Regions from separate parts of the Mus musculus genome. Here regions 2 and 3 are each linked to region 1. The links are chromatin loops, found by intact Hi-C in ENCODE. Cell type or tissue: heart. All regions are shown on one strand. Region 1 has its middle 31 kb from the start of Emid1. Region 2 overlaps Znrf3 (zinc and ring finger 3). Region 3 has its middle 12 kb from the start of Gm11963.

Region 1 (8,000 bases):
TAGCAGCAGACTGGAAAGTTTTCACCCACCATGGATGGTGGCTCCCCCATAGCACAGGTGGAACCCCTTTTCTCACCCCCATCTTTCTAGTCTGGTTCTTTCTAGCAGCCTCTGTGGAGATGACACTGACCATGGAGGCAAAGCCACAGTTAAACTGACAGTTTAGGTCTGCAATGCCTCCCAAAGCCATGTGTGGAAGGCGTGGCTTCCCCGTTTGTTGCTATTGAGAGGTGGTGGTACCTTTAAAGGGTAGGTCCTCTTGGAAGGTCTTTATGTCATTTGGGGTGTGTCCTTGAAGGGGATTTGTTGCAAACCTGACCCCTTTTCTTCTCTTGCTGCCTGGCCAAAAGGTGAGCAGGTTTTTCCTTAACACAAGCTCTCACTGGGATGCACTGCACAGGCCCAGAGCAGAGCAGGGCTGACTGACCACAGGCCAAACTTCCAAATCTCCAAGCCCCACAAAGCCTTGATTCAATGTTTATCCTCAAATATTTGTTACAGAGACAAAAAACTGCCAAACATGGACGCTTAGGAACAAATTCCGCTCTCTGGGCTCAGTCCCAGGTAGAGAGAGAGAGAGAGAGAGAGAGAGAGAGAGAGAGAAGGCTGAGCCTTTGGTGACAGAATTTCATAGTCAGGGTGCATTTGATGACAGCTGGCCTTCTCAGTCCCTGGTTACACCCCAGAGAAGGCCTGACTGTGACTGCTGCCCCTCAGGGTTAAATGAAATCGTATACTTGTCCTGCTTAGCCAGAAACAGTCCCTCAGGTGTTAACAAACCATCAAGGCTGCAAGTCAGCCCTGCACTCTTGTGTTTGCGCCTCGAGGGTTGGTGTGGGAAGCTTTCTGGCGATAGGTCCCTAGAGCCTGATTCAATTTAAAAGACGCTGCCAGCATCCTTCCAGAGAGCATCCCGTGGCCTTGAAGCCTCCCTCAGCAGCTTTCCCGCTTGCTGCAGACCCACTGGTAGATCAAACGTCCCAAATGTGGAGAGTTCATTACTGACTTGGTGCCATCTGCTTGGGAGGACAGGGGAGCTTGCTGGAGCTCTTTTTTCCCCCCTCTCTTTTCTTGTTCTCCTTTCTCTTTCCAAAGACATAAACTTGGACTGCCAGCACATGGGGAGGAAGGATGGGGCTGGAGATGTTTATTTTGTAGTTTTCAAAGAAAAGGACTTTTGGTCTAGTAACTGAACATTCTGCTGGCTTTGGGGACAAGCTTTGTTTGTCTCAGCAGGTGTCTCTGGGGGTGACTTGGGGTGAGGCAGGACAGTGGCATAAGTAATGCAGGACCGCAAAATGGGTCCAGACCAGTAGCTTTGGAACACCTCCAGGTGACTTGTCCAAGCAGGGCACATATTCTCCTTGGTGCTCTGGAAACACACATGGCTGCTTTCTTCTGAATGACGGGGACACTTAGATTGCCCTTGCTTTCTTGTGCCTCCCATCCTTTTTAAAGATCAATGTCATTGTATTTTCAAAATGGCACATGTAGTTCATAAATGCAAACTACTTGAGCCACATATAAACACATCAAATAAAGTGGGAATGCTCCCGTGCTCCTCCTGCCCCTCCATTGGTGCTCCCCAATCCCCTTCCTCCTCATGCCCCTCCAGAGGTGCTCACTGACAGCCTAGCTGGGGCTTTAGTGCCTATACACACACAGTCATGCACGTGTGCACTCTTTAACTTGGGCAGCCTAACAAGGCCTTCTTTAAAGGGGCTGAGGGAGGCTCAGCAGGTAGGAGTAACTGCACTTGCTGAGCACCCTCCCATATTGGATGGCTTACAACCACCTCTAAGTCCACCTCCAGAAGATACATACACTTACATGCACATACCTGCCACCCCAGCACCCCACCACACACACACACACACACACACACACACACACACACAATAATAAATAAGACAATGGTGCTGGAGAGATGACGAATCAGTTGAGAGAGCACTGGCTGCACTCATAGAGGATTCAGGTCCTAGTACCCGCATGGTGGCTCACAACCACCTGTACCACCAGTTTCCAGGGACCTGACACCCTCTTCTGGCTGTGTGCATGCATTCAGTGTACAAAAACGCACAAAGTCTCTCTCTCTCACACACACACAAATATAAATGTTTTTAAGAGACAAAACTGAAGAAATATGGAAGACATAAGACTGTTATGTAATGTGATTTCTTCCTGTAGAGGTCCTGATACCTGTGTCAGCAACACAGATGAGGCATGGACGATCATGCTCTTGCTGATGGGCTGAGCTCTCTGATGGGCAGCAAGAGTGCTCTTCAAAACCTGCTCTGGCTCCAAGCCTCATTCTAAATGAACCCTTTCCTGTCCTCGCCTCTGTAACCACAACTCCCCACTGTGCCTTCTTCAGTGTAAGGAACTGGACTTCAGAAACCATGAAGGAAAGACTCTTCCCCCCTTGTTTCTGTTGGCTATTTGTTACAGAGACACGAACTGATAAACCCGTGGGCAGTGTGAGGGGACGGTGATAAGTCTTATAGTGTAACAGGTCCCAGACTGTAACACAGCTGACTCCATGATGGAAGTGCCATTCTGGCTGGAAGACTCAGCATGCAGACAGCACCACCTGCCAACACCAAAACAAAGACCTGATCCAGCTGGGCAGTGATGGCGCATGCTTTACTCTCAGCACTCAGGAGGCAGAGTCAGGCTGAGCTCTGTGAGTGTGTGAGTTCAAAGCCAGCCTGGTCTACAGAGTGAGTTCCAGGACAGCCAGGGCTATATACAGAGAGACGCTTTCTCAAGAAACAAACAAACAAACAAACAAACAAAACCCAAACATAAACAAAGATCAAATCCATCAAAGCCCTTAGTTCTGGGAAGGTCTCTAACAGTACTAACCTTATTTTATGGCTTCTGAAGTTCCACGTATGGCTAACTGTTCTTGTTAACTGAAGTATGTCAACCCAGGTCATGGTTGTTTGCTTGTTTGTTTGTTTTTGTGCATAAAAGCTCAGCTGAGAAAAGCTCCAGATTACACTGGGATCCCAAACACCCAGTGTAGTCGCAGGCTGGCTTTCTTTTGACTTAGAGACCAGAGCAGTCTTCTCGGGCGAATACACCACAACAATAAGGTCAGAGCAACGGAAAATGACCTCCAAGTGTGAGAGGTTCTGTCATCCTGAGAAGGAGAAGGGCAAAGTCAATGTCCAGGCTTAGGACCTGGAGGCCAAGACTTCAACGGAGGATGCAGGTTACCTGGAAGCTCGAGTCGAGCTTTCATTTCCGCACAATCTCAGATCTCACCACAGGGAGGCGCTGGTGAGCAAGGCTGCAGAGGCGAGGGCTTCTGCAGGGTGGAGGCTGCCAGCGCCTTGCAGGTCTTGAGCATGGCTGCCAGCTGGGCCAGGTGCTTCACCCCGTCTGTTTGCCCACCTGGGGCCTTGAAGGAGATGAAGGTCATTCAAGTTTTTCTGTGGTTGGGCCCTTAATTAAGTGGTTCTCAACCTGTGGGTCGAGACCCCTTTGGCAAACCGTCCAGCTCCAAAAATATTTACACTAAGATTCATCACAGTAACAGCAGCTATGAAGTAGTAATGAAAACAATTTTACGGTTGGGGAGTCACCACAACATGGGAAACTGTATTAAAGGGTCGCAGCACTGGGAAGGTTGGGAACCACTGCCTTAACTGAAGCAAATGATAATGCAATTCTCTGAAGGAACAGGAGCAGCAAGGTAGATTAAGCCCTGAGATGGCAGGCAGGAGACACTCCGTGGGGCTGTGGGCCTGAGGGTTTGGCTCAACTGGGAAAGTGCTTGTTGAGCAAGCATAAAGACCCGAGTTCCAGATCCACACCCATGTAAGAAAGCCAGACACCTGCTCACACCAGCAGCCCAGGCCTGAGGAGGCAGAGGCAGGAAGGCCTGGCTTGCTGGCCAGCCCCGGGTGCAGTGGAGAGGGCCACCGAGATGGCTCAGCAGGTAAAGGAGATTGCTGCCAATCGGACAACTTGAATTCTAACTCTAGGAACCACCTTGTGAAATAGAAAACCAACACATGCAAGTTGTCCTCTGATTGTCTCTCACACACACACACACACACACACACACACACACACACAGCATGGCATTCCTGCCCAACACACACACACACACACACACACACACACACAGCATGGCATTCCTGCCCAACACACACACACACACACACACACACACACAGCATGTATTGAATGCACTGAGGGGAAAGCAGTCACTGACAGGAACCAGGTCAGTTCTTTTCTCAGAAGCACACTGCCCTTATGGACGTGTTGTTGGCTTGTCATCTTGTCATCCGATACAAGGCCAGCCCCCTCCCTTCCCCTGCCCCAGAACAAGATCACCTAAAGTCCCATGAAGTCTGGTTTGTGACTCAGCTCTTATTTGCAGAATAGGGACTGATGGCTGGGCATGGAGGCACAAATCTGTAATCCCAGAACTCAGGAGATGGAAATAGGAGAGAATCAGGTTCAAGGCCAACCTCGACTACATCGCAAGTTCAAAGCCAGTCTCATCTGGATGAGATCCCTTTTTTAAAAAAATAAAAAAATCAATCAAACCACAAGAATAGGGACTATGGGCCATGTATCCATTACGACAACAGGTCCCCTCCTGTCTTCGATCCTTAGTTACTGCTAAAATCTATCTGTATTAAGAATACAGAGGCCAGGGCTGGAGAGATGGCTCAGCAGTTAGAAAGGAGCAAGGGCTGTTCTTCCTAGATGACCCAGGTTCAATTCCCAGCACCCGGAGGGGAAACCAGTACATTACATGAACTGTCTATAAAATTCCAGTTCTTCACACAGACATGCACGCAGGCAAGACACCAGTGCACATGAAACTTTTAAAAGACTGGGTGTGTTGGTGCACACCTTTGATCCCAGCACTTAGGAGGGAGACAGAAACAGGCAAATCTTTGAGTTCAAGGCCAGCCTGGTCTAGAGAGTGAGTTCCAGGACAACCAGACCACACAGAGAAACCCTGTCTCAAACAAACAAACAAACAAACAAACAAACAAACAAAATCAGAAAAAGAAAAAGCACAGGTATTGCCTGCAGCGGCCAAGTTAAATATGAGGTATTCCATTGACTAACAGGGCGTAATCTGGGATTGAACTCACGTCTTTTCTCAGCCTCCCAAATGTAGGGATTTCTGGTGCACCACATGAGGCTGTGCTCAACCAATTTACCACATGGGCAGTGGCGTGGGGGTGGGAGGCGCTCAGGGGCTGGAAGAGAAGGTCACTTGACTGGAGTCTGGGAACCAGCGGTAGCAGCAGACCCTCGAGTCTAGGTCCGCAGTCATGTGTCTCTGGTAGGAAATCCCTGGTTTCCCTGGCAGAAGAAGGTGATTTGGCTAATGTTACACGCACAAGGTGTGACATCAAGCCCATGTCCTGCACTCTTCAGCTCTGCTTTGTCCCCAGTCATAGACTCAGACTAGGAGAGTTTCTGGGAGGGAGAGTCCCAGCCTTAGCAAATAACCAAAAATGGAGAGGGCCCTGTGGTTAATCCCGCCGTGCCTCACCCACTAACAGACTAACAGACTGGAGGGGTCTCTGCGTGGGAAGGAAATGATTTTAACCCAGGGCTTGGCTGGGAGGCTCTGGGGGCGGAGTCCAACTCACGGGTATTAGAAGAGGGAAACAAAGAATTGCTGAGGATGGCAAACTGGTTATAATTAAAAGAACCTGGGTTCTGGAAAACAGTGTGGGGCGGCCAGCTGTCCTGGGTCTGGGTTCCTGCTTGGAGCTGGGGGTGGGGCGGGAACAGACAACCCCAAGAGCCAGCTGCCCTAGCTGCTGGGCAGACCCCTGAGGAGAGACCGAGGCAGAGCAGACTGTGGGAGGAGAGCCTCTCTCCTTAGGGCTCTCTCGGGCCAGGATGCACAGGAAGGCACGAGTGCGTGTGTGCGTGCGTGTGTGTGTGTGTGTGTGTGCGTGCGTGCGTGCGTGTGTGTGTGTGTGTGTGCGCGCGCGTGTGTGTGTGTGTGTGTGTGTGTGTGTGTGTGTGTGCGCGTGTGTGTGTGTGTGTGTGTGTGTGTGTTGGGGGTGGGGGGGTCCCCTCAGCTCCCCGCTCTATTGCTCCTTCCCATTTCCCACAACCCAGACTCAGCCATGCTGTCTCTCAGGAAACCAAGCAGGCTGGAGGATGGGTCAGGCCTGATTCTAGTGCTTCATGGATGAGATATTTAAACTCTCAGAGCCATGTTTCTCCCATCTGAGTGGGGACAGAAACAAGACCTAATCCGTGCAGTTGCCGCAGGGATTAAGTAGTGAACAGCAGGGTTGCGAGCAAGCAAAGGCCTGTGGGTGTGGGCAGGCGCCTGCTATTGCATGGCTCCTGGGTGGAGGACTCTCACATGTGCTTCACTATTGGGGGGCAAAAGTCAACACAGTAGCTTATGATATCATCTAAGTTTTGGAAAATTGAAGTTTCTTTTTGAAAATGTTCTGTGCGCACGCGTGCGCACACACGCACACACACACACACACACATACACACACACACACACACACACACACACGCGCGCGAGCGCGCACACACTCGTATGCACATGCATGTGGAGGCCAGAGGACAAGTTTTGGGAGTTCATGGGTTCTGCATATTGACATTAGGTGCCAGGCTTGCGTGGCAAGCACTTTTACCCGCTTGTCATCTTGCTGGTGGAAATTTTGGTGGCCATCTTATTATTACATTTAAAATGTTATTACACTTACGGGGGCGGGGTGCACGGGCACACCATGGAACTTATGTCTGTGTGGGTAGAGGACAGCCTGTGGGGACTGCTGCTCCCTTTTTCCCATGTGGCTCCCAGGACTGTCAGGTGTGGGACAAGCGCTTTTACTCGCTGAGGTGCTTGTCTTTCATTACAACATCCAGGAGGCAGAGGCAGGCCGATGCCTGTGAGTTCGAGGCCAGCCTTGTCTACAGAGTGAGTTCGAGGACAGCCAGGGCTACACAGAGAAACCCTGTCTCCCCAAACAAGCACACTCCTGAACACCGGCCACCGGGTGGGCTCAGTAGGTGAGTGCAGAAAGTGAGCGACATTCTGCGTGACTAGGTGTTGCTGACATCCACGTGGCCATGCCAAGGACCCCAGTGCCTTAGCTCCATGGAGTAGAAGGCCTTCTGCGGCAAGAAGGCTCACAGGGACCCAAAGCCTTCCTCAGGTCAAGGGTGAATGTTGACAATATGCACAGAAAATGTCTACGTAGCATTCTCTGCCCGGCTGCTTACAGCCTGCAGCCAGCTCCCCTACAGAGCCTGCTCCTACAGAGATGAACTAAATCTGCCTCCTCATTCAGTTGTACATCATAAACCCTGCCTCCTTATTTAGTTCTGTGTAATAATTCCACTTCTTGATCAGCTGTATATAATAACCTCACCTCCTGTTCAGCTGTGTATATCCCTGCCTCCTGTTCAGCTGTATACAATATCCCTGCCTCCCGTTCAGCTGTATACAATATCCCTGCCTCCCGTTCAGCTGTATACAATATCCCTGCCTCCCGTTCAGCTGTATACAATATCCCTGCCTCCCGTTCAGCTGTATACAATATCCCTGCCTCCCGTTCAGCTGTATACAATATCCCTGCCTCCCGTTCAGCTGTATACAATATCCCTGCCTCCCGTTCAGCTGTATACAATATCCCTGCCTCCCGTTCAGCTGTATACAATATCCCTGCCTCCCGTTCAGCTGTATACAATATCCCTGCCTCCCGTTCAGCTGTATACAATATCCCTGCCTCCCGTTCAGCTGTATACAATATCCCTGCCTCCCGTTCAGCTGTATACAATATCCCTGCCTCCCGTTCAGCTGTATACAATATCCCTGCCTCCCGTTCAGCTGTATACAATATCCCTGCCTCCTGTTCAGCTGTATACAATAACCCTGCCTCCGGCTCAAATGTGTATTGTAAACATGCTGAGCTGCTGGGGTGCCTTGGCTTCTCCAGCAGACAGTCCAGTCCATCTGACCCCAGCTTTTCTTTTTCATA
Region 2 (8,000 bases), 110 kb after region 1:
ACCCTCCTGACAACTGTAACCTCCTTTTGACAGTCACTATCTAAGGTGCCCTTTCTCCCAAGATGTCACACCGCCACATATCTCAAAGTCTAGTCTCCTGCTTTCCCTCTCACCATCCTCTGCCTATAGGTACTTCTCTCTTGTAAGCCACAGTGATGGGATTGCTAGAGTACTAGCTATAGCTACCTGTTCATCAACATTTAACAGATGGACCTGGCAGAGGCAAATTTCATCATAAGACCTAGGAGCCTGACCGTCTTTATTTCTACCAACCTCAGATCTACTAAAGGAGCAAGGTCTCATGCTCCAAAGCAGCATTTATTTAAACAGTTCCCTCAAAATACTAGTTTGGAACACCCTCAATGCTGAGGCCTTTGTGGACAAGCCTGCTCTTCTCCACATGGGGGCTCAGTACTTGAGGTCTGGTACCCTCCAAGCCACTGAGGTAGTTTGGGTGCCATAGACAACAGGCTGGTCAGATCCCTAACTTTCTTTTCTTTTTTTTGTTTTTAAGTTTTGAGAGACAGGGTTTCTCTGCGTAGCAGCCCTGACTCTACTGGAACTCACTATGTAGACTAAGCTGGCCTTGAACTCGGAGACCCACCTGCCTCTGCCTCCCAAGTACTGGGATTAAAAGAGTGTGCCACTACACCTGGTTCCCCAGCTGTCATCAGGAACAGGGTAATGGGGTTCACAGGTCACTCCTAGGGTTACCTGACTACGACGTTGCTTCAGCTTGATTTTGACAAGGAGAATGAGGCAGACCAAGGAGACCACGACGAAGAAGGCCAGGAAAATTCCCATGTCAAAGTACTCGGTGGGTTGCTAGAATAGAACACAAATGCCATGAACCATGTTCTCTTTGGCCTAACTGGTGTGCACATGGTTGTCAGTCCTAGTTGGGAAATGGAGTAGAAGGATGAGGACAGGTCCCTCAGTGTGTAGGAAGCTCACATGCACAGTGATGGTGCCTTTAGTGTGGCCAGGATGAGGGTGGGGAGCTAAAATGGCCCAAGGCTTTCTTTCTAGTAGCTGAGAGAGCCATTTGTTGAGTTTGGCCTCCCATTAAAACACTGCAACATTTGGTATAACTAGTGAGAAAAGCCCCTCTAAACTGTGATTATAAACACAAATATCACAGTATAGACAAAGGAGTGATGTGTTTTGAGGGACCAGTGATTACTAATGATATATTTAATGGTTTACAACAACTTAGAAAATTGTACACTCTTCCACAAATATCAGCTTCGACTACAATGAGTCACATTTACCAATGTTCCTCTTTCCTTCAAAAAGAAGCCAGCAAGCCAGTTCTGTAAACTTCCCTTGTTTCTTTTCTTGGGGTGATGTAGGGGGTGCAAGGCAGTGTTTATTCTAGGTTGGTCTTCTACCTAGCTGAACTGAAAATGACCATGGCTTTCTAACTCTATAGCCACCACCTTCTAAGTACTGAGATCACAGTTGTGCCACCATAGTGGTTATATAGTGCTGGGGAATGACCTTCACACTTTGTGGATACTAGGCAAGCCTTCTACCAACTGAGGTTCACCCGGCTGTCTTTATCTCTTCTGTGCAGAACAGTGCCTTCTGTCACCTGAAGCTACTTCACCTAAAACATGCATTTAGCCAATAAGAAGAGGACCCTAGTGAGATGCTGTGCTACCCAGATACTTGGTACAGGGAAGAATCATCCCACATAGGAACAGTTCAGTAACCGTGGAGAGGAAAGAAAACATACGCAGGGCACTAGCCCCAGACTTCTAGAATGCTTTAGTCCAAGGCTGAGGAGATGACGTCAGTTCTGCATGCTTCCCTGGTTTCTTTTCTTGGGGTGAAGTATCAGTGGGCAGTAATACTGCTTCAGCACACTGAAGAGGCGTCTGGCCACTACTTGTCACCAAAATGTCAGTATGAGGCCTGAGTAATTTCTAATGTTTTGAGTAATTCTTAACATTCTTATTTGTGAGTCAGGGAATTTCAAGTGAGTAATCTATATGATTGAAAGGAGGAAGTATAGGTTTTTTCTCATCTCTAGATCAGATGGAGAAAAGGAAACAAAGAAAGCCAAGTGCTACAGTGTCATCCTTCATTTTTCTCGGCTTGTTCCTTAAAAGAATGAACTGCAAAGGGGCTATGCCAGGTTGGAGAAACCAGACTTTATAGCATACAGTGTCTGTTTCCATAAGCTTTTACACAGTTTTACAAATAAAGAAACATGGGTGAAAATCTCTCTGTCCTCCTGTGCCATAGTTGAGCTCACCCTGTAGGAACCTACATTACACCAGCATTGTAGATACAGGGATGAGAAGGCTGAAAGCTCAAAGGAAACAAAAGCACAGACAGGACAACACAGAGGCTGCCACTCACTCGAGGAGGGAGGTGCTGGATCCTTGCTCGAGCTACTTTCTGCTTGTTGACAATGTTCATCAGCTTGATAGCATCTGCACCCTTCACATACACCACTGGCCTCTTAAGAGGGTCTTCTGAGCCTTGGTTTAGCTGACAAAGAAGAGCGGCACAGTTAAAGACATGCTTATCTAAGAAGAGGATTTGGAATGGGGCTCAGGGGTAGAGCTCTTGGTTTGTACATGCAAGGGCAAGCACACGCACACACGCACGCACACACACACACACACACACACACACACACACGAGAGGAAGAAAAGAATGCTACATCTCTATTTGGGAATCCTTGAAGTCTTCAAGAATTATAGCCTTGGGGTTTCCAGAAAGGCTAGGATAGGATGCTATACTTGTTTTAAGATGGGCTGAGCTACCCCAAAACCCAGAAACTCTGAAAATGTCCCTCATGCCTAACCCTCCACCCACAACTCCTTTCCATATGCCTCTCTCAGGTATCATACCTGATACTCAAACACAGACAGAGTACTTCAGCAGACAAGTACAAGGATCTTAGACAAGGGTGTCAAAACACTGCCACTCAAGATGGCCAAAGCAAATGCCTCTTCGGCAGATGGTAGGACTGGCTGTAGTGGTGGTTTACCTGGTCGATGGCTTCTGGATTTTCAGATACATCAAAGATAACTGCAGTAGCTCCCCGCTGAACTGCTCTCTTGGCCTGGTGGAGTGAAAAAGAGCAGGTTAGCAACTCTGTCCTCTGACTGCCAACACTGGCCTTATAAATCAGGCATGGCTTCAGAATGCACAACGGGACAACAAGCAATGTCTGTGCCCCTGAGCAAGTTGATCCTCTTCCCTAAGCTCTGGCATTCTCATCTGCAAAACAGGAGACAATGCCACCTACTTTGTCCTCTCTTCCTAAGAGCCTGAAGACTTAGAATGGGTGGGAATGAGTCACTGGCTCCTGCAGAAGCCTGTCTCTCCCCGACCCCCGATCTAGCTGGAACATTAAAAACAAGACTATAGATGGGCAGCCTGCCCAGCCAGCACAGCGGTATTGGTTTGGTATTTCTGCTATAAACATGCTGCCCCTGGCAACCAGAGTAAATGCTTTTGGTTTGTCTCTTGTGGTCCTTTCTTCCTTCCCATGCCATCCAGTTAAGATAGCATGTTGACTATTTCTGAATGAATCTCAAGATGGTCACTTTTAACTTGTGACACAAGATGAAGACCTCTGGAGTCTGGGGGGGGGGGAGTTATAATAAACAATAAGTGGGGATTTAGAGCAGTTGGCTGCCAAGCTAGGCTGCACATCAAAAACCACTTGGGAAGTTTGTAAAGCAGATTTCCTGGCTCCAACCACAGAGACTGGTTCAGTGGGGCTGGAGGCAGGCCCAGGAAGCTGAGTTCTGTAAGCTCTCAGGGACTCAGATAATCCTACCAGCTGGAAAACTAGAGGTCAGAGGAACAAGACAAGAAGGCTTAGAAACAAATGAGAAGTGATAGAATTTTTTTGTTGTTGGGGCAGGGAGGGAGAAAAGATTCCTTTCTACCTCAATGAACTTTCTAATTTTATCTCCAGCTAAGTGAACAACAGAGTTGAGGCTTCAGAAGAGACACGAGATTGATCCTTGCTTTTAGGACTTGAACTCTTGTAACAGAGACAGCCACTCTAAAAAAAATACAGGGAAAACAAAGCAAATTCCCAAAACAGCTAACGGATGGGCAATTTCAGCCAGTGCTCAGAAGTCACATCACCATGGGCCCAAGAGTATGAGAATAAATCCAAATGCTTTCCACAGAAATAACCTGTGCTGACAGGTGCACAAACCCAACGGGCAAATACTTTACTGGACCACTAGAGGGCAGTGTCACCCCGTTGCTTTTTAAGCCAATTCCCTGAACTTAGGACCAGCAAGTCAAAATTCGGTGATATTGGGGATAAAGTATTTTCCTTGGTAGTTTAAGAAACCCTGGAATCCTGGGTACGGTGCTATAGAATTTGTCCTTGCCCTATGGGCAGCTTCCTTAAAAACTAACTGAGGCTGAACAATCAGAAAGTTGCCTGAGGACCACCTCATTGTTTTACAGTCAGTGATCCCAAGTGACCAGTGAGGTTCAGTGTCTCTTTTTCTTCTAGATAGCGCGGGCTGTGTGTGTGTGGGGGGGTCAAGCCCAGGCTTTGTTTATGCCAAGCAAGTGCTCTATCACTGCATCGTACATAAGTCACTGAATCTCTGTAGTCCCAACCTCAGAACAGCCATGGCCCTGCAGAAGCCTAGGTGGCAAGTTTGTTCTCTTCCATTAAGCTCCCTAGGGCAGTAGCTCAGAGACTTTCTGAGCAGGTACTAGTGTTTCTGCCCCAGTGGTACCCTAGGCTTCTTCACAAATTCCATTCCTAGAGGACGAAATAAAGAGAGCCTCTGATGTTTTTAACCTTGCTTTCAGCCAGGGCTCCAGCATATCAGAGAGTCCCTGTGGGAGTGTGAGTTCAGGGATGTCCTGACTGGGAGTGCTTGTTCCTCCAGCTTTGATGCTGGTGCACCTGGAGAGGTTGGCAGTGACTGCAGCACCTGGGTAGGGAATGCCTTCCTGGAATGTGCCTCAGGGAAACTCACAGCCAGAGGGCCTCCTGGGCTTCCCAGCATTTCTTGTTCCATAGGAACATGGATGTTCATTCGTTCCAGAGGCACGGTCCATTCAGGACAGACACCACAGAGCTGGGGGTGAGCCCTGGGCCTCATCCATGCCAGGTATGTGCTCTACACTGGGCTCCACTTGCAGCCTTACAGAAGATGCTTTAAAGCATACTTGCTTTCTTTGGTGAGGCAGGCAGGTAGAGAATAAACTGCTTGAATTCCATCTACAGCACAATTCACTAATGCACGGACTCTAAGGGCAAATATTGTGGCTGAGGGATGCTTAATTTTCAGTGAATTATATTAAAATTATATTTATTGAGGCTGGAGATGTAACACAGTGGGTAGATTTGCCAACCATGCATGAAACCCTAGCACTTTATATAAAGTGATCCTCAGTACTGCATAAGACTAGGTATGGTGCCTGTAATTCCAGCATTTGAGAGGTAGAGGCAGGAGGATTCCAAAGTTCAAGGTCATCCCAGCAACATAGAGAGTTTGAGGGAAGTTTGGACCATGTGAAACTTTTTTTTTAAAACATGTAAAATAGCTGGTTGGTGGTGGCACACACTAATCCTAGCACACAGGAGGCAAGGGCAGGCGAATCTGAGTTCAGGACCAGCCTGGTCAACAGAGAGTTTCTGGACAGCCAGAGCTACTCAGAGAAACCTTGTCTCAAAAAAACAAAACAAAAATTATATGTTACTGAATTAATCTGTATTTCCTGCACATATCAGAACTGATGAGAGGAGATCCTATTGAAATCTTGCCTGTTGAGAGATGGCTTTAGAAAAGACTGTGACGGCAGGGGATGTAATCCTGAGTTGCTTAATCCTCAAGAAAAGGCCACGAGTAATCTTCATTTACAAACGGAGTTTTCTTTTTCGTTTTATCTTAAAATCATCAAATATTGCTTGGTTACACTTTTCCTCCTGACTCAATATAATTTTAAAAACCTGAAGGGTCAAATTCTTTGAGTGAATTTTCTTATCTTAGATAATTTCCAATTTTATCTAGTCAACTTCCTGCCTATTTGTATTTCAAACTAATCTAAAACCTAGGTAGAAGATTTCCAGTCTTGTGACCAGTATTTATATTATAGTACTATACCCCTAATGCTTTAAAAACTCTCAAGATAAAGCTACCTGAAAGAAAGGATGGGAAAGACAGCCTGGTGACCCTGGCCAGGGGAGGGTCACTGGCAAGCTGGGTTCACAGGAGAGGGCAGTAACAAACCATTGCTCTGAGTTCTGGATGATAGGGTAACAAGCTGTCCATAGCTGATGTATGTGTCAGCTACTTATGGGAAATTCTAACATATAAGAGTTCCAATCAACTTGTGTGTGGGTGTGTGTCTATGATTATGTGTTTGTATTACACTAGTGTTTTACCTGCATTCATGTCTGTGAGGGTGTTGGGTCCCCTGGAGCTGGAGTTACAGACAGTTGTAAGCTCCTCTGTGGCGCTGAGAATGGAAACCCAGATCGCCTGCAAGAACAGTCAGTAGCATCTCTTTAGCCCTGTTTTGTTGTTGTTGTTGTTTGTTTGTTTGTTTTAAAGAGAGTATTATTTTGTAGCCTAGGCTGCTCTTGAACTTATGATCCTGCTGCCTAAGCAACTCAAGTGCTGAGATTACAGGTATGGACCACATGCTGTAAATTTGCTTTTTCTGAGACAAGATCTCTCACTATGTAGCCTTGGCTGTCCTGAAACTTACTAGGTACACACCAGACTGGTTTCCACTCACAGGGATCCTCCTGCCTCTGTCTCTGAGTGCTGGGATTAAAGGTGTGTGCCAATGATGATATGTCCCTTCATAGACTACTCCTTTTGGAGGGCTGTAGTTGGACCTCACTCGTCCTTCACCATTAGGCCTGGATCCTTCTCATGTATTTTTGATATCTGTACTATTTCTGTTTTCTACTATTACATTAAATGGATCTTGACTTTCATTCCAATTTCCTTAAGATAGAGAAATACTACTAAAGAAACAGGAAGATTATTAAGAATCTTCACAGAATATGCTTCTTAGATTTCATTCAATTGTACTAATGACAAAGTAAGATGACATAAATGAACAACATAGGCAGGCAAGAGATAGCTATGTTCTCTGTGGCACCTGTCCTTAAAATATCTGAGTGGTCCTACAGGCAAACACCTCACTCAGGTACTATACATGTTCTGTGGATAACAGAGACTCCTAGGGGTCAAAAGGTAGATGTTATAGGTTGCATTTATATACTCCATAAGGCCTAACAAAACAGATGTCCCCAGGCCATCTCAACATAATTAACATAGCAGTGAGGAATGGTCTAATTCCATTTGCATTACCATTTACTAATTTAGCTGTTCAACAGTAGTTATTAGTCAGTTACTACGTGTGCTAAGTCCTGGGAACATATATAGCACTGAACAGAAGACAGTGACAGATCTTTGTCCTTATGGAGCACGTCGTCTGCATGTGATGATTGTGGAACAATACCACTCCTGTGGGCAGCACCAGGAAGGTTGGTGTTTAGTTCAGGGGTATAGGGCAAGAGGTGAAGAACACAAGATTGCTTATCCTGTATCTAGAGTGGCTTTCCCGAAATGATCTGTTTTCCTGGCTGCTTTCATCTGGAAGCTCTGCATGTTCTAGAGCTATCTGTGACGCATGTGAAGCATATTCATGTTTGGGCATCTCCAGACTGCCCAGCATTAGAAAGTCTTCCAAAGCAATGCATAGACCTTTCCTGCTGTGAAGCAGGCTTTGTTTGGGTCAATGCTCCATGGTATGCAGCCTGGATGAAAGGATTGTCAACCCTTCTCTCCTATCTTACTCTCGTAGGTGGAAGGACTGATATTTTGCTCTGGTAGCCAATAACTAAATAACACGTACATCCACAACTTAACAGAAATGGTGGTTACTGGTATGAAAACATTCAATTACACAGTTACATCTGTGAACAATTTAAGACAGCCAAATAATTGTGCCATAGGAACTTCAAGGAAGACACAAAC
Region 3 (8,000 bases), 290 kb after region 1:
ACAAGCTAAATAAATAAATAAATGCTGACAGTTCTCCAGAGTGGCTGTCCTGATCATTAATCCTGAAAGTCTGGGGCCAGGCAAACAGCCCAGTCACAGACAAGGTCCTGAGTTTCCGTCTCAATAGCACAGGAGAAAGAAGAAAAGGCAGGCTGGGGAGATGTCTCAGTAAGTGAAGTGCTTGCTATACAAGCATGAGGATGTCAACTTGTTTGCCACCTCAGAGGCCACGTGAAATCCAGATGTGGTGGGATGCATCTGCAGTCTCAGTGCTCCTGTAAGATGGGAGGTAGAAAATCCCCAGAAGTCTCAGGCCAGCTAGCCTGACACATGAATCATAGCAACAGTGGACCCTGACACACTGACAGACACACACACACACTTACACACACACACACACACACACACACACACTGACACAGCCTGACACGTGAATCATAACAACAGTGGACCCTGACACACTGACAGGCACACACACACACTTACACACACACACAGCCTGACACATGAATCATAGCAACAGTGGACCCTGACACACCGACACACACACACATACACACACTGACACATACACACATACACACACACACACACACACTGACACACACACACACAGCCTGACACATGAATCATAAAAACAGTGGACCCTGACACACTGACAGACACACACACACACTTACACACACATACACATACACACACTGACACATACACACATACACACTGACACACACACACTGACACACACATACACAGCCTGACACGTGAATCATAACAACAGTGGACCCTGACACACCGACACATACACACATACACACTGACACACACACACACACTGACACATACACACATACACACTGACACACACACACACACTGACACACACACACACAGCCTGACACATGAATCATAACAACAGTGGACCCTGACACACTGACAGACACACACACACACTTACACACACATACACATACACACACTGACACATACACACATACACACTGACACACACACACTGACACACACACACACAGCCTGACACGTGAATTATAACAACAGTGGACCCTGACACACTGACAGACACACACACACACTTACACACACACACACAGCCTGACACATGAATCATAACAACAGTGAACCCTGACACACTGACAGACAGACAGACACACACACATACACACATACACACTGACACACACACACACACACACACAGAGCCTGACACATGAATCATAACAACTGTGGACCCTGATACACCGACAGACACACACACACACACACACTCTCACACGATTAAAAAACAAAGTAAGGGAAATGTTTATCCAGGCAGTGCCACAAACCTGTAATCCCAACTACCAAGGAGACAGAGGCAGCAGGATCATAAGGTCAGGCCAATGTAAACAAAATAGTAAGACCCTGTCTCAGAACAGACAGGCACACACTCGAGTTTGTTCTGCATCTTTAACATATGGCTCAATTTCTGGTGTTCAGCACTCTAGTTGGGCTGGGGATGGCAGTGGTACATGTGACACCTATAGCTTTTTTCCTGAGAGAAAGCATCACCATAGAGCCCTAAGCTGAGCTATAACTCACAATATAGACCAGGCTGGCTTCTAACTCAGAGAGCGACCTGCCTCTGCCTCCCGAGTGCGCCATCATCATGAGCCCGATATCTACATTTTAAAGCCTTCTCGCACATATGTCCCGATAGACCCCTGGTGCTTTAGTTTACTTTCCTGCCAACAAAGCAGACCAGGAATCTTGAGTTCTTTAAGTTGAGGATAATAAGTTTGTCCCCAGCAGACCCTTGGTCAGCGAGTGTGCTATCTGGTGCAATTGACTTTCAGGACCTTCTTACCACCTGCTGGGTTGCCTCAGTTTCCCTCATTTTGGGTATCCATTAATCAGTAGCAGACAGGTTATCAATTGCATGCCACCTGTACTGGCTAGTTTTGTGTCAACTTGACACAGGCTGGAGTTATCACAGAGAAAGGAGCTTCAGTTGGGGAAATGCCTCCATGAGATCCAGCTGTGGAGCATTTTTAAAATTAGTGATCAAGGGGGAAAGGACCCTTGTGGGTGGTACCATTTCTGGGCTGGTAGCCTTGGGTTCTATAAGAAAGCAAGCTGAGCAAGCCAGGGGAAGCAAGCCAGTAAGTAACATCCCTCCATGGCCTCTGCATCAGCTCCTGCTTCCTGACCTGCTTGAGTTCCAGTCCTGACTTCCTTGGTGATGAACAGCAGTATGGAAGTGTAAGCCGAATAAATCCTTTCCTCCCCAACTTGCTTCTTGGTCATGATGTTTTGTCCAGGAATAGAAACCCTAACTAAGACAAATTGGTACCAGCATATTGGGGTATTCCTGTGACAACCTGACCATGTTTTGGGGAGGACTGTGGAAGGACTTTGGACCTTTGGGCCAGAAGATCCATTCGGTGTTAAGAGCTCTGTGAGATGTTGTGTAGGAGCTTGGAAGATAATGTTGAGAACAGTGCAGAAAATGGAGGCCTGGCTTGTGAAAATTCAGAGGGAAAATTAAAGACTCTTTTCAGGGCCTTTGCTATTTTGGAATGTGATTATTTTGTGGTTCTAGTTAGCTGGGCTGAAGAATCAACTGATATTAACAAGATACCAGAACTAGTAAAGTGAAAACTTGGCATTACTGAGACTATTGATGCTGGTTATCTGGACCTAAGAAATTAACAGTGATTAAGAAGAGACCAGTATCATTGAGGTGAAATCTTCTGGGAAGGGTTCTCTGAGAGCACAGAGGCTGTGTTCCAGAGATAGCCAAGGTTTTACTTCGTGCTGCAGCAGGACTTGGTAATGTGTAAGAGTCACCCAGGTGGTACTGGTTTTGAAGGTATGAAGGGGTCACGCAGAGCAGCTGAGGCTCGGCATTGTGAGAGGTCATGGAAGAACATTGGTGAAGGTGCAGCCTCAGTTGCAATTGATGGCCCAGGACTGAAGGAGTCATGCAAAGGAGTTGAGGCTTGGCATCATGAAGAGAGCCTGTTACAGTTGAAGATAGCAGTGTTTTGGAGATGCCAGTACCACGAGATGACTACCAAGAACAGCAGCAGCAGTGGAGTACAGGCAGCTGGAGCCTAGAAGACAATATGTGTGCTACAAAGGGCATGGCTGGAGACGTGACCCAAGCCCTTGGAGGAACCCAGAAGATTGTGAGTTGGATCCCAGACATTGGACATTTGGAGTTTAATTTTTGCTTTTGATTGTGACTGTGCCCTGATATTTTTTCCCTCTGAAAGGAAGAAACTATTTTAGTGGATCCCACAGTTAAGAGACTTTTAATTGTAAAAAGACTTTGGATTTTAAAAGATATTGGATATTTTAAAGGGATTGAACTTTTAATATGCAAAGACTGTGGGACTTTAAAGTTATTTAAGATCTTGGGGATGAATAAGACATTAAGGGTTTAGGCTTACTAGTGATGTGTTTGTGTGTCAAGTTGACAAGGGGTCAATTGTACTGGCTAGTTTTGTGTCAACTTGACACAGGCTGGAGTTATCACAGAGAAAGGAGCTTCAGTTGGGGAAATGCCTCCATAAGATCCAGCTGTGGGGCATTTTCTCAATTAGTGATCAAGGGGGAAAGGCCCCTTGTGGGTGGTACCATTTCTGGGCTGGTAGCCTTGGGTTCTATAAGAAAGCAAGCTGAGCAAGCCTGCTTGAGTTCCAGTCCTGACTTCCTTGGTGATGAACAGCAATGTGGAAGTGTAAGCTGAATAAACCCTTTCCTCCCCAACTGCTTCTTGGTCATGATATTTGTGCAAGAATAGAAACCCGGACTAAGACACCACCTCTCCAGCCATATTTATAATCCATGTCATTCAAAAGCAACAGATCCAAGATTTCACAGGTGAGGCAGTGCTGTACTCTTTGATGGGCCGTTGTGTCTCCATCCTGGTAGGAAGCCTGACTTTATGAGCTGAAGTTTCAGAAGCAGCCAGGGAATCCAGAGAGTTATACTTGTTTTACATAAGCAGGAACGAGGTTACCAAATGTGTTCCAATGTGTTGGTTATACTGCCCCCCGGTGTTCGAATAAAGAACAGCATGTGATACCATTTTCCAGTGTCCAAATTGGCTTCTGAGCCAACTGTATGGCAGTGGAGAAGGGCTGGATTCCTAGGGAGAAGGGGAGCCACCAGAGCAGAGGCAGCATGGTAGGGAAGTTCTAACCTCTTATACTTTTAGTTCCGAGATGCTCGCCGCCGTGGAGAGAAAAGAGAAGAAACTACACTGCCCTCTGGCTTGGGAGAGGGAGGATTTCATGAGACTGTCTTGAGCTTTCTATGTGACTTCAAATTTAACACATGACCAAGGATGACTAAACTCCTGATTCTCCTGCCTCTGCCTCCCAAGTGCTGAGAGGATGGTACGTACCCCTGCACCCCACTTTCCTGAAGAGAAACAGCGAGTAGTTCAAGAACTCTAAAACACTCACCAAAGGCACATCGAGGCCTGAATACCCATGTCCTCTGAAATCCACCTTTGAGGCTCAAACCCCACAAAGTGGCTACATTTAGAGATGGGCTATAAAGAAGTAATTTAGATAATTAAGTCGTAAGAGGATGACCTGCTCTAATAGGATTCCATTCATTTAAAAAACAGACGCCAAGGGGCTGGCAAGATGGCTCAGTGGGTGAGAGCACTGACTGCTCTTTGGAAAGTCCTGAGTTCAAATTCCAGCAACCACATGGTGGCTCACAACCACCCATAATGAGATCTGACGCCTTCTTCTGGCGAATCTGAAGTCAGCTACAGTGTACTTATGTATAATAATTAATAAATCTTAAAAAAAAAACAGATGCCAAGCCAAGGAGTTGGCACACACTAATAATCCTAGCACCCAGGACCAGGAGGACCAAGGCTAACCTGATTTCCAGAGGGAGAATCTGGCCCATAAGACATGGGTTGCATTTACTGTTGAACTTAGCCTATGCCAAAGCAAGCAGAAGCGGAGACCCCTGGAAACTCGGGGTTGCTCCTCATTGTCCATCCTCACTGTGAGAGCAAGGAGGCCATGTGATCAAACCGAAAGATGGTGGCCTTCTGAAGGCATAGACAGAGCCTTCACCAGACACCAAGTCAGGGCAGAGCCTCGACCTTGAACTTCCAGACATCATTCAGAGCAGTGCCTGATGCTGTGGCCCTTTTTAATACTATCCCTAATGCTGTAGTGACCCCTATCCGTTAAATTATTTTTGTTGCAATTTTGCTATTGTTACAAATCCTAATGTAAATATCTGTTTTCCTAGATGACCCCTGTGAAAGGGTCTCTCTCTCTCTCTCTCTCTCTCTCTCTCTCCCTCCCTCCCTCCACCTTGCTTGGGGCAGGGTGTCCTGTTTACCACTGAGCTTACAGAGTTGCCCCAGGCATGAGTCCCCAGGGAGCATCTATCTCCACCTCCCATCTCACCAGAGGAATGATTGAATTGCACTGTCCTGTCTGGCTTTATGTGGACTCTGGGAATGCAACCTTAGGCCATGACACCTCAGTGGCCAGCTCTTCCCACTGGCTCCTCAACCCTACATCTGGACTTTTGTATTGTGGCCACCAGAGTCAGCTAACACAGGTAATCATGATTACTGTGAAAAGGCAGACCATGGGCTGGTGAGATGGCTCAGTGGGTTAGAGCACCTAACTGCTCTTCCAAAGGTCCAGAGTTCAAATCCCAGCAACCACATGGTGGCTCACAACCATCCGTAACGAGATCTGACTCCCTCTTCTGGAGTGTCTGAAGACAGCTACAGTGTACTTACATATAATAAATAAATAAATATTTTTTTAAAAAAAGAAAGAAAGAAAAGGCAGACCATGCCCCTGCCTCTCAGCAGCTACCTTGAAGTGAACATTATCCTTTCTATCCTTTCATTACTGTGACCTAAGCTGTTTCTGAACTTTTTTTTTCAGAGCAGCATTCTCTCTCTCTCTCTCTCTCTCTCTCTCTCTCTCTCTCTTTGGTTTTTTGAGACAGGGTTTCTCTATATAGCCCTGGCTGTCCTGGAACTCACTCTGTAGACCAGGCTGGCCTCGAACTCAGAAATCTGCCTGCCTCTGCCTCCCAAGTGCTGGGATTAAAGGCGTGTGCCACCACCACCTGGCTACTTTTTTTTTTTTTTCCTCTGAACTTTTTAATAGCAGTCTTGTATCATGTTGATGGGGAGTTAGGTTCAGTTCGAGGGCTTTCTACATAAAATTAGAAATTGTTTCTTCTTTCTTTGGGGGGGGGGGTAGGTGGTGGGTGGGTGTGTCTCTATGTAGTCATGCCTGGCCCAGAATTTATGATGATCAGGCTGCCTACCTCTCCTGTCTCTGCTGGGACTAAAGTGCCACCAGGTGCAGCTTAGAAGGTTCTTGAACATGGCTGTGGTCTAACATTGACTGGTTGCCCTGTGCCAAGGAGTGGACTTTCAGGGCACAGAGTAAACCCATGTTTAAGTCCAGTGTCTTTTCACCATTCCTGAGCAGGGTGTTCTGTAAGGAGAATGTTGTCTATAAAGAGGCACCAGAAAGCTGAGTGTAACTACACACCTGCAATCCCAGCGTGGGGGAGACAGAGCACGTGGACCTTGAATCTGAAGGCAGCCTGGGCTACAAAACAAAACCCCGTCTGAAAAAAAAAAAAAGCAACCTAAATCATGCAAATATACCAATATTGATTATCGAGTGTCTGAAGAGTGGCTGGCATGGTAGAGACTGGATTGTTTTCTCTTGTTTTTGAGACAGAGTCTCACTATGAGTGGATCACAGGGGTGTGCCACCAGACAATCTTAAATTGACTCTGTGTGTGTGTGTGTGTGTGTGCATGCTTGCATTGCTACATACTAGACCCACAGTCCTACACATAAGAAGATGTGGTCTCTCAACACTGAATCTCCAGCACTATTTGTCCTGGCAGTGGTAACACACACCCGTAATTCCAGGCCTCCAAAGATGGAGACAGGAGGCTCCACGTTCAATCCCTTCCGGAACTACATAGTGAATCTAAAGCTGGTCAGTAGAAACAAACAACAATTTAAAGTGCTTTTAGTGACTACTATGGGATGTGGGGAGAAAGGCAGGAGAATTTTCCTTTAAAATGATTCATTTACACATTGTTTATCTTGAAGGATGGCACTCTCGGTCTAAGGCCCAGGGCCTGGGTTCCCCAGAAGGCTCTGTGATCTGGCCTGATACAAGTTCAGCATTTGCTTCTAATTCCCATCTCTCCAGGCCCTAGAGCCACGTGTAGTGCCCCAGCTTAAAATATATCTGTAGCTCAGCCTTTCTACCAGCTATTGATTGGTTTGGCTTTGTAGCCGAAAACCCAGCCAAAGAATGGGTTGGCTCTTCCCGTATGATAAAAACCCAGAAATGGGCATTCTGGGCTTGTGAGCTGTGGCTGTGTGCTGCCAGCAGAAACTCACTTCACATCTGTCTGTCCTTTCTGACCACCTAGCCCTGACCCTCACCACTGTCATGCTGGACCCATCCCTTCGTGGTCACAAGACGGCTGCTCCATCTTTCCCATCTCATCTGCATTCCAGACAAGGGGCAAGTGAAAGATCAAATGACTCACTAGAGTAGATGGCTCAGGGCGGGTTGCTGCTGAGCCTCAGGAGTTGAGCTTGATCTCTGGAATCAACTGGCTTCTTTAAGTTTTCTTCTGATCTACACACACGTTGCACGTAGTTTTAAATGCCACCGCCTCTGCCTGGGACGGGCTGCACTCTGGCCCTTTGTACTACCTGCCTTTGACCATGATCCCAGCTCCCACCCGGCTTCCCCGAATCCTTGGATAAAAGGCACACACAGGTTGTTACTTTACAACTTACCTTCTAGGCACAGTTGCTGGGGGCGATATCCCCCACCTGGAAAAGTGCGCTCTTACCAATTTATTATCTCCATCTCTCCACCTGCCCTAAACTTAGTGCCTAGTCCCACCTGCCCCGCCAAACATCCTTGGCCACCTGCCTGGAGTGGAGGCCACAG

The links. A loop is a pair of places that touch in the nucleus more often than their neighbours do. Peaks named below come from ENCODE experiments on the same cell type or tissue, not always from the same donor. Only the 100,000 strongest peaks of a DNase experiment are listed, where the experiment ranks them.
Region 2: it touches region 1 in a loop (9-fold over the local background); 14 of 42 quality-filtered maps call a loop at or near these places.
Region 3: a loop joins it to region 1, with 9 times the contacts of the local background. A loop is called at or near these places in 19 of 42 quality-filtered maps.

The regions. Positions count from the first base shown.
Region 1 is chr11:5,178,759-5,186,758 of GRCm38, forward strand. No RefSeq gene overlaps it. Among named protein-coding and RNA genes, the nearest start is that of Emid1, 31 kb to the left of the region's middle. In heart, a CTCF peak has its summit at 3,275; a DNase peak (open chromatin) is centred at 3,293; H3K27ac peaks cover 1,440 bases.
Region 2 is chr11:5,286,659-5,294,658 of GRCm38, forward strand. It overlaps Znrf3 (zinc and ring finger 3), which reads right to left. Exons shown (of 9, transcript NM_001080924.2): 3 at 3,005-3,079; 4 at 2,368-2,499; 5 at 715-825. Among named protein-coding and RNA genes, the nearest start is that of Kremen1, 29 kb to the left of the region's middle. In heart, no CTCF peak of the experiment used is centred here; no DNase peak of the experiment used is centred here.
Region 3 is chr11:5,470,304-5,478,303 of GRCm38, forward strand. No RefSeq gene overlaps it. Among named protein-coding and RNA genes, the nearest start is that of Gm11963, 12 kb to the right of the region's middle. In heart, a CTCF peak has its summit at 4,063 (motif pointing left); no DNase peak of the experiment used is centred here.